Regions from separate parts of the Homo sapiens genome. Here region 2 is linked to region 1. The links are chromatin loops, found by intact Hi-C in ENCODE. Cell type or tissue: endothelial cell of umbilical vein. All regions are shown on one strand.

What was found. A loop is a pair of places that touch in the nucleus more often than their neighbours do. Peaks named below come from ENCODE experiments on the same cell type or tissue, not always from the same donor. Only the 100,000 strongest peaks of a DNase experiment are listed, where the experiment ranks them.
Region 2: it touches region 1 in a loop (14-fold over the local background); 2 of 110 quality-filtered maps call a loop at or near these places.

The regions. Positions count from the first base shown.
Region 1 is chr6:21,024,026-21,029,025 of GRCh38, reverse strand. The region is part of intron 11 of CDKAL1 (CDKAL1 threonylcarbamoyladenosine tRNA methylthiotransferase); the gene reads right to left. Among named protein-coding and RNA genes, the nearest start is that of LINC00581, 490 kb to the left of the region's middle. In endothelial cell of umbilical vein, no CTCF peak of the experiment used is centred here; a DNase peak (open chromatin) is centred at 2,235; H3K27ac peaks cover 2,565 bases.
Region 2 is chr6:21,184,071-21,189,070 of GRCh38, reverse strand. All of the region lies in intron 13 of CDKAL1 (CDKAL1 threonylcarbamoyladenosine tRNA methylthiotransferase), which reads right to left. Among named protein-coding and RNA genes, the nearest start is that of LINC00581, 330 kb to the left of the region's middle. RefSeq lists an enhancer at 2,535-3,261. In endothelial cell of umbilical vein, no CTCF peak of the experiment used is centred here; DNase peaks (open chromatin) are centred at 40 and 2,190; H3K27ac peaks cover 742 bases.

The DNA of each region.
Region 1 (5,000 bases):
TAGTTAGATGTTTGATGTAAGGAGAAAGAAGGAAAATAGCCCGAAGCACAGTATCTTCAAATTTTAATGCCTGGTGACTTTGAAAGCATAAGTACAATGAAGAGAAACAAAAAGGTCTCAAAGATGTGATGTTTGCTTGGAGAAGGGAATATGATTTCCATCTTAGACAATCTGAATTTGAAGTACCAATTGAACATTCAGGTTATAAGGTCGAGCAGCATTTGGTAACTAGTTATGTGCCTTTGAGCCACTTTAAGTCTCTATTTTTTAATCTACAAATTAAGGATAATACCTAACTAGCTGTTATGAATGGATTGTGTCCCCCTAAGATTTACATGTTGAAGCCCTAATACCCCAGTGTGACTGTATTTGGAGATAGCACCTTTAGGTAACTAAGGTTAAATGAGGTCTTAAGGGTGGAGCCCTGAGCTGATAGAATTGGTGTCCTTATAGGGAAAGGAAGAGACACCAGAGCTCTCTCTCCCCATGTCACACACAGAGGAAAGGCCCAGTGGAGGACACAGGAAGAAGGCAGCCATCTGCAAACCAGGAACAGAGACCTGACCAGAAACAGAATCTGCTGGCACCTGATCTGGGACTTGCAGCCTCTAAAATGGTGAGAAAATATATTTCTATTGTTTAAGCCACTCAGACTATGGCATTTTGTTATGGTAGCGTGAGCAGACTAATAAATACACTAGCTGAATGTTGTCAAGATCAAATGAGATAATGTCTATATGGTTCTAAGATACTGCTTGGCACAGAGAAAACCCTTAAATGTTAACTATTACTATTGTTGAAAATGCAGGAGGTGAGCCAGAGTTAGAAAAAAGTAGCCAATTAGGAATTTCTTTCAACATTCCAGACAAAGTATTGACAGACTCCCTGGGCTTCCATTCATCACTGTGACTCCATTCAGCCCAGATGACCCTAATACACCAGGTTTCTTCAGATTCTCTAGTACCTAGGCCCACCTGCCTTGTTCTTGGATTCTCTGACTCCTCCTCAGTTCCTGTGTTTAGTCCACCCTTATGTCTTCCTCTCTGGTTCTCCTTAGCACCACGGGCCAAGTGAGCTCCACCTCAGATTTCTGGGCCAAAGCTTTTGGCTGACTCTGCACAGGCTCTTATCCCAAATGATTCTGTTTTCCAGAACATGATCTACACTCAGTTCTCCAGATCTGTTACTCTCATTGGTCTTACCTCCCCACTTATATTAGCCTGTTTCCTGCTGCTGTAACAGATTACCATAGACTGGGGAATTTATAAACAACAGAAGTTTATTTGGCTCTTAGTTCTGGTGACTGGGAAGTCCAAAACATGGCGTTCACATCTGTGAGGGCTTTCATACTGTATCATCCTGTGGTGGAGGGCAGAAGGACAAGTGAGCACTTGAGACAGGAAAAGGGAGCTGAGCTCCCATGATAACTAACCCATTCTGGTGATAACAGCATTAATCCATTCACGAGGGCTTTAAGAGGTGATCACTTAAATCTCTCTCTTCATGTCATCAAAATGGCAATTAAATTTCAACATGAATTTTGAAGGGAACATTTAAACCATAGCACTGTCCATTAGAATCTACTTCAATCCACTGAAGACAGGAGAAACAACTTCTTAGGCAGGAAGAATGAAGACAATGGCCAGTATATAACTGCATTTTGGGGCTGATAAGGAGGAGAGCTGAGGTGGTACTTGTGAGGTCCAATCCTGTTCCTGAGAATAAGTTAGGTAAAGTTGGAGTATTATACTTGAAGTAGACGAAGAAGATTTGATATGGCTAATATGAATATGGAAGAATGTACTGAAAAGGAAAATAGACTGATGAACAGCAAAGAGGGCTCTGTGGAGATTAAACACTACAACCCCTTCAGCCAGGATTTTTAGCAATCTGGAGGTAGGGCGGGGGTGGCTGTTGGTGCTGGTGGTAGGGTTATGGCTGGGAGATGAGTGTGTTTAGAAGTAAAGGAATGCCAAAGCTATTATGAAAGGCATCCCTAGAAGGGAGGACCATGAGGTCCAGGGCAGGTAGAAGCCAGAAGATTAGAGAATAAGAAGAGGTCAAGTGATGAGAATTTATGACAAGGAGGAAGAAGAAGAGAGAATACAAGGAAGTTTGAGGCTCATTGAGAGGTTTCTGAGCACCCTTGGCAGTTAGTCATTATGGTAAATAGACAAAATAATTCATAAAGTCATGTCCAATAACAGATAAAGACAACCAAACAACCTGAAGTGTCTGGAAGGGAAACAATTTTCTCTGATAACATCATAGTTAAGACTGCAGTTGTGTCTGGTTTCATACACAAGCAGTCTCCATTACACTCTACAATGAATTCCTGGAAAATGTATCATAAAAGTCTGCCTTTTTTCATAATAATAAAAACACTGATTATTGCCCTCCTGAATGTGACTCAGTATTAAATTACAGATAAAGCCACGAAAACATCATAAAAGCAAAAATGCAATAATAAACCTGTATAATTATTTAAAATTGTAAAACTATGTAGCAAGTTACTAAAATGATGAAATTTTAGAGCAAAGGTGAACCTCAGAGTTTCTTTAATCTAGTCTTCTCATTCAAAAGATGAGACTCAAAGTGAAGCTAAAGAGATAAAATCCGTTTTCCCAATTGACAGCAACAAGAAACTTATTTCTTGACTCCAAATCAAATGTTTTCACAGCCTGTTTCAGAAGAATTCCACAAAATGAGTAAAATTACAGAATATTTTGAATATATAAAGATATACAAAATATCTTACAGTGAACATACAGAACAGAAAAATACAACCAGACTCTACCAGGTTTGTATTATCTAATGTTAATATATTAGCAGCAACAATATTACATATATTTATTTAATTTTAACTTGCTTCTATGATCTCCACCTCAAATAAAGGAAAAAGAACTAATAACCACACTCCTTGCATGATAGTTAGAAACTGAAAACAATCCAAATGTTTAACAACGAGAAATGAGTAAGCAAAAAAAAGAATGTCAATAAAATGTTATGTAACCTCTAAAAAATGATAAATTATATGGACCAGACTGAATCATAGAAATGTTCATTCAAAACAATGATGGGAGAAATGGAATACAAATTAAGAGGTGTTCAGTTGTGAATTTAGAGAACAATTTAAGTAGTTAAAATTTAACATGCATTGTATTCTTTTTTTCCTATAAGGTTGTACCATGTCGATAATATAAACCAACAAGAAGCAAGCAGATGAATTAGCAAGCTGTCAGAGAAGTTTGGAATGAAGCTTTCTTTCTCTTGATAAACTTCTTTACAGCTAGAAATAGTAGCAGAGGTTTATAAAACCACCCTACTATTTATTTCAAAGAGAATAATTAGAGCACCTAAATACTCAAGTGCCCTAAGAACTTCAGTTTCCAGGGCCTGGAGAAAATAATAGTTAAAATTCTTTTTGTTCCCCTTCATTTCACTACTTATTACATTCCTACCCCCAAACAAACAACCCCAAATCTACATGCCTCCAAACAGAAAGAGAAGTCAGGTGGGACAGCCTGAAAGTTCTAAAAGAAGAAAAATAGGAATATTCATCCACTTTTGCATTTCTTTAAAATTTGATTAAGTATATAATACAAATAAACTAAACCAAACCAAACCAAAACAACAAAACTAGAGCAGACATGTCAGTGTTTAAGAAAAACTAACTGAAACATACAGCAAAGCATATAGAGAGGGGTATGTTTAATAAGAAAAACAGTGTGTTTGACTATGAATGACACTGATGAAAGATTATCTTAGCCCATTTTTATAGTCCAAAAAATAAAGAGAATTTTGGGGAGGAGAAAGGATGGAGAAGAGGTGACTGATTGTACAATCTGCACTTAACCAGAGCAAAATTTAAAATGATTTCTTTCACATCAACTTCGTAAGAAATAATTACAGTTATATCAGACAAGTGGATTTTTAAAGCCTGTGGATCTGTCCTTATTGGGCAACAAAATACATTTTTAGTCTAAGTACTGTTCAGATAATACAATATCAAGTTTTCTGCTACCCAATATTTTATCAAAAACATAGCCATGAGAAACAGCAGATAACTGGCTGAAAGATGTGGGGTCCATCAGTTAATTCCTCTAGCTGGTCTAAATTTGTTGTTGAATTAAGCCATGCTGGGAAAAGACTTTGTACTTGGACTTTTTTTGAACTGTGATCTGGCACTCTCACTTACAGTGAGGAAGAAAGGAAAGCAGTTCCCATGTGCCCAGAGATGAGGACATGAAGTATCACAAGACAGGCCACTGGCAGATTTTCCATTCCAGTCTCAAAGCAGGAACAGCTGTGTTCCCCGTCTCTGACACCTCTATCTTATAGACTGTGTAAAGCATGTTACTGATAATATTTTCTTTTTTGCATTGGCTTCTAAAAATCTGTGATGAAATATGAAGTCTAATAAGTGTATGAGGCTGGAGGACATGTATTTTTGATGGTAATCTTATCATTGTAATCATCTCATTTTTCCTACATTAATTGTGCCCTTTCTCTTGATTTCTTCAACCAATTTCTTTTTTTTTTAAGAGATGGGGTTTCACTACATTGCCCAGGCTGGTCTTGAGTTCCTGGGCTCAAGCAATCTGCTCGCCTCAGCCTCCCAAAGTGCTGGGATTACAGGTGTGAGCCACCATGCCTGGCCTCTTCAGCTGCATTTTTAAAAATCTTAACCTCTTACATGTCTGTCTGTGAAATGCTTCCATTCCTGTGCATGGGTATAAATAAATAAATTCTATTAATAGGTCAACATTGCACAGGCACATGTCACCTATAAAACCATTCTATACTTTGTCCTAGAAAATTGCTTCTAATATTTATACTATTGACTCATCTCTAAAGTGAACCCTCATCTCATAATAGTAAGTGTAACCTAACAGATGTTAATGTGAGATGCAAGAAAATAGGTATTTCTCATTATTTTCTTGGCTAAAATATAATTGCCAAAATCTTTCATTATTTTACTCTCTATCATATATTTATTT
Region 2 (5,000 bases), 160 kb before region 1:
GCTGGGGGCAAAATCCCATTCTTAGTAACAAAGCTATTTTCATCTGCTGATCGAGAGCCAATAGTAAGAGCAAATAGTTACACAGGAAATGCCACACTGATGCCTTCCTGCCTGGCGTCAGGGATCCAAATCTAGTGCTACCTAAACTGCCAGTTCAAAAAGCAGCTGCATTTTAACCACCTGCCTGTACATTCTGAGTATTCTAGAGCATTCAAAGGTATTGCCTATAAAGCTTTTTGTGGAATTAAAAAAAAAAATTGTGGTAAGAACATATAACATGAAATCTACCCTCTCAACAAACCCAAACAAGTTGACCCTCCTATCACAGAGCCGGCACAAAGTACATCAGGTCTGTTTTTCCCCACACTGGGCAAGCTCTGTCATGCCCAGGCAGCCTGGGAAAGTGCTCAATATTGAAAACTGAAGTTCTATGGCCAGATACTGCCAGTAAGATCTATCCATGAGATCTGATTCATGGAAAGGGCCCATGGAGCCAACACTGGATATAAGTGTAGAACTTTTTTATGAAAAGCGCAAACCTAAAAATTGAACAGAATTTCCGTTCACTTCCACCCTCTTGATCTATTCCCACTGGTCTCTCTCAGCCATTACTTGGCAAGTCTAGGCCAGTCTTCTTTGAGAGCAGATTCTCAGAAAGGGACCTACTCATAAAAGTAGGTTGTGCATCTTAAATAGATACAATTTTATTTGTCAGTTGAAAAGATGAAAAAGAAGAAGCCACAAAATACTTGGAGGAAATATAAATTATTAGACATGTAACGTGTTGATGAAACATTTTTAACATAATGCTATGTTGCCATAAATGAGAAGTTTTTAACTACTGATTAAAAAAAGTATATTAAGATTGTCATAAACAAAGTCAAAAAGCAAATAGAAAAAAATTGCAAGTATGACATATATACTAATGACATGTTATAGGTTATATAATATGAAGAGCCTTTACAAAACAGTAAGAAAACAATAAATGTTCCCAACAGAAAAACAAACTGCTAAAAAAGCAATTCAAAACCAAAAATCTAAATTATCTACATACAGCACATATGTGAAAAAAGTTTCACTTAATTTTCAACGAATAAACACTAAAATAAGGAAATGTCCTTTTTTTTCACAAATGGGCAAAAATATGTATGAAACTGGGCTGTGCTTCTGGGAAAAAATTTTTTTCATACATTCCCCATCCCCAAAAGGTACATAAGTGACCAGTGATAACATTTAATAGGTCACTTTCTTGGAAGGTGCTTGTAGAAGTTTTGTTTCACTGACGACACAAAAAGTAAGCCAAATTTAAAAAAAGAGAAAAGCAAAAGCAAAAGCATTGGAGAGAGAGATTGTTTATGTAATCTAGTAATCTGCAGTAACTACTTGCCAACTTCCCTCACACCTTCATTGCTCCAAGTCCTCATTCCAAAAGCATGGGGAGTCAGGCAACTCAGTGAGCTACACCACCAGGCATTACCAATGGTATAAAACTCAGAATAATTCCAAGAAAGATTCAGACATTTGGAAGAAAAAAAGGTGTGGGTGTGGTATGCAGGACGCTTTCTAATTATCTTTATGGCATAAGAAAGCTTCTTTTCAAATACTAAATTATGAGAAAGGATGGATAAGCTCCAGCCTACCCAACTTCTAAATGAGAATTTTTAAAATCATGAATTCAGAGCTGGATTGGATAGAAGAGAGGACTTCAGAGATCATTTAGGACAAACTCTTCATATTACAGATGAGAATACAGGTCCCTTAGAGATTAAGTGACTTGGTCAAGGTCACATACCTCATAATATTTAATCTATAATGTTAAAAATGGATTCTATCCTGCCAGTTGTTTTAGGCAAGTGGTGAATTACCCAATTACTTTAAAACTGCACCATGTATACAGTAGTCCTAGCCATATGTGGCCACTGGGCACTTAAAATGTGGCGAATCTCAATTGAGATGTGTTATCAAACATACACCAGTGCAAAGTACACACCGGATTTCAAAAATTTCACATGAATAAAAGAATGTAAGACATCTCATTAATTTCTATACTGAATACAGGCTGAAATGATAATAGTTTTGATATACTGGAGTAAATAAAATATATTATTCAAACAAATTTCACCTGTTTCTTTTTACTCTGTTAATGCGGCTATCAAAAAATGTGAAGTAACATCTGTGGTTGATACCATATTTTTATTGGAGAGGGCTGCTCTAAAACATTATGATGTTGTTTTTAAAAATTTAACGGAAATCTACCATTTCACTGTTTTAGAAAGGATATTAGTCATTTTTCAAAAAAATTAAAAAAAAAACCTCACCACACTCTTAACTGTGGTAATCATGTAAATGTAATGTTTTAGTTTTAGGAAGGAATGTATACACATGTCTATAAACTGTAAAGGCAGGAATTTTGAATAGCAAAATTGCTCTTTTTGACCATTAAATTATTCTTGCTTCCATTTTTCTGGTTGACCACAGCATCTCTAAAACCTTATGGCATGATCAGCTTGCTCACTGTTTTTAGGGAAAATCAGGCAACCAAGGAGAGGCCATCTACATTTTCCAATCTGTCATTTTCCATTCAGTGTGGCTGCAAAAGCAACCATATAAAAAACAGTGGCATTTGGACTTAAAAGGCAGAAAGTAATCATTATCAAAAAATTCATTTTTTAAAAATAAGCCAAAAATGAACGTCCAAAATAGGAACTGCCTTTGGTAAGATAAATCTTACATTCCCCCCCATTCCCCAAAGAACTCAGCATAGATGTGAGCAATAAATAACACGTGCAGTACACCCCACCATCTTTCAACCATTTGCCAGTCAGGATTGAGGCTGAGGAAGCAGAAAAGATTAAGCAGAAATCAAAGAGAGCCAAGCTCTAATGGTGTCTAATTAGCATAACAAAAGGCACTGCCACAATCTTTCAGCAGTGGGCAATACATCTCATTAAAGAAGACTGAATAACAATTATTCTCTCCTGACCCCCCCTGCCCCACCCCCATACTTCTTGGCTTAGCTCCGGGAGACCCTGAGAGCCCGGCTCCAAGAGCTTCTGCATTATTGGCCAGGCATTCAGGCTGCAGGGGAAAGAGCCCACTTGTATTACTGTGCACCTGCATCTCAATGCTTTATTCTGATTTCCTCTCCTGCTGTGAAAATGTAGCTTCCTCAAGCACATACAAGTCCTGATATGCAGTTTATAGGAATATAATATTGAGAAATGTCAATGATGACCTAAAAAATGAATACTACTTCTTCTAAAACGTCTTTCTTGAAAGAAAATTGATCTAGTATTTATTTCTCTTCACCTATTCTATTTCTCCCTTAGTATTACTTCACTGTCTCAGACTTAATGAAGCCAAATTGAAATTCTAACAAATTTTATTGCAACCAGTAATTTGCTATGTGCACACACAGGCACGCACACACACATAGATACGTAGACACATCATGCCATTTAAGTGGGAGTACTTTGGTTCAGACCTATCCTCGCTCCCTATTTCCCCTTGATGTAGACAAGTGAGAAAATAGATGAATTTCAAAGAAAATCGAGATTGTAGGTGAGCATGTAGGTAGTTTTTGTATACATTTAAACCAAGAATAAAAGATTCTACTTAAATCAATAATTTAAAAATTCTTCCAGGGTGATTACTAACAAAGATAAAAGCTTTAAGCAATCCTATGTACTTTTTCATATCAATCTACTTAGGTGGAAGGATTGAATGGGAAGGTGAGAGAAAGGACACAGTTATTTAGTCCAAACAATTTTCAATTCTGAGCTATATTTTTTGATCAGTAACACCTTTCAAAAGAAATTTAGTATGAGGGCTGCTTTTTTTTTTTTTAATGGCCTCTCCTGCCAAACACAATAGTACATCGTCTACTTAAACCTGAACATTGCCATGTCTGCAAGTTGTTCTAGGAAAAGCTGTTTATCACAGATGTAGATAGGAACCACTGCAACAGTTCCTGAGACTAAATAGCAGAAACAAAGCCAACTCAAGGAGTAGCTGGGAAAACCTATATAGTATGTCTGGATTTTCAAACTGCTACAAAATTACTGCATTGTAGGAACTAAGAGACCTTGAGAATATTCAAATCTTAGGCTGGGTACTGTGGCTCACCCTGTAATCCTAGCACTTTGGGAGGTTGAGGTGGGTAGATCACTTGAGCCCAGGAGTTTGAGACCAGCCTGGGCAACATGGTGAAACCCCATCTCTACAGAAAAAAAAAAAAAAAAAAAAAATTAGCTGCACGTGGTAGTGCACACCTGTAGTCCTAGCTATAGCTACTCCAGAGGCTGAGGTGGGAGGATTGCTTGTGCCCAGGAGGTCAAGGCACCAGTGAGCTATGAATGTGCCACTGTACTCCAGCCTGGGAACAGAGTGAGACCCTGTCTCAAATAAATAAATTAATTAATTAAATAAAAGCATTGGCTGGAGGCCTAAGGTGAGATATTTTAATGCTATGATACTTTGCACATGATAGTATACAGTTAAAATAAACCTTAGAAGATCACTTGAATTCTAAAAGGCCTTTCTCTGTGTGGTGAACTACTCAGCATGTAAGAGCTGGTTTCTGCGTGGTGGCTCACGCCTGTAATCCCAGCACTTTGGGCAGGCCGAGGTGGGTTGATCACTTGAGGCCAGGAGTTAGAGACCAGCCTGGCCAACATGGTGAAACCCCATGTCTACTAAAAATACAAAAATTAGCCGGGCATGGTGGTGGGTGTCTACAATCCCAGCTACTCAGGAGGCTGAGGCAGGAGAATCGCTTGAACCTGGGAGGTAGAGATTGCAGTAAGCCGAGGTCGTGCCATTGCACTCCAGCCTGGGACACAGAGCGAGACTCCACCTCAAAAAAAAAAAAAAAAGGTCAAAGAAATGTATTTCGGGGTAAAATATTTTCATTTTTTTAGGGCCTGTTATCTGTCATGTGATGCTATACCAGAATCAGGTTGGAATCTGGTATCTTATTGTTACAAAAAGTCTGTTTTGTC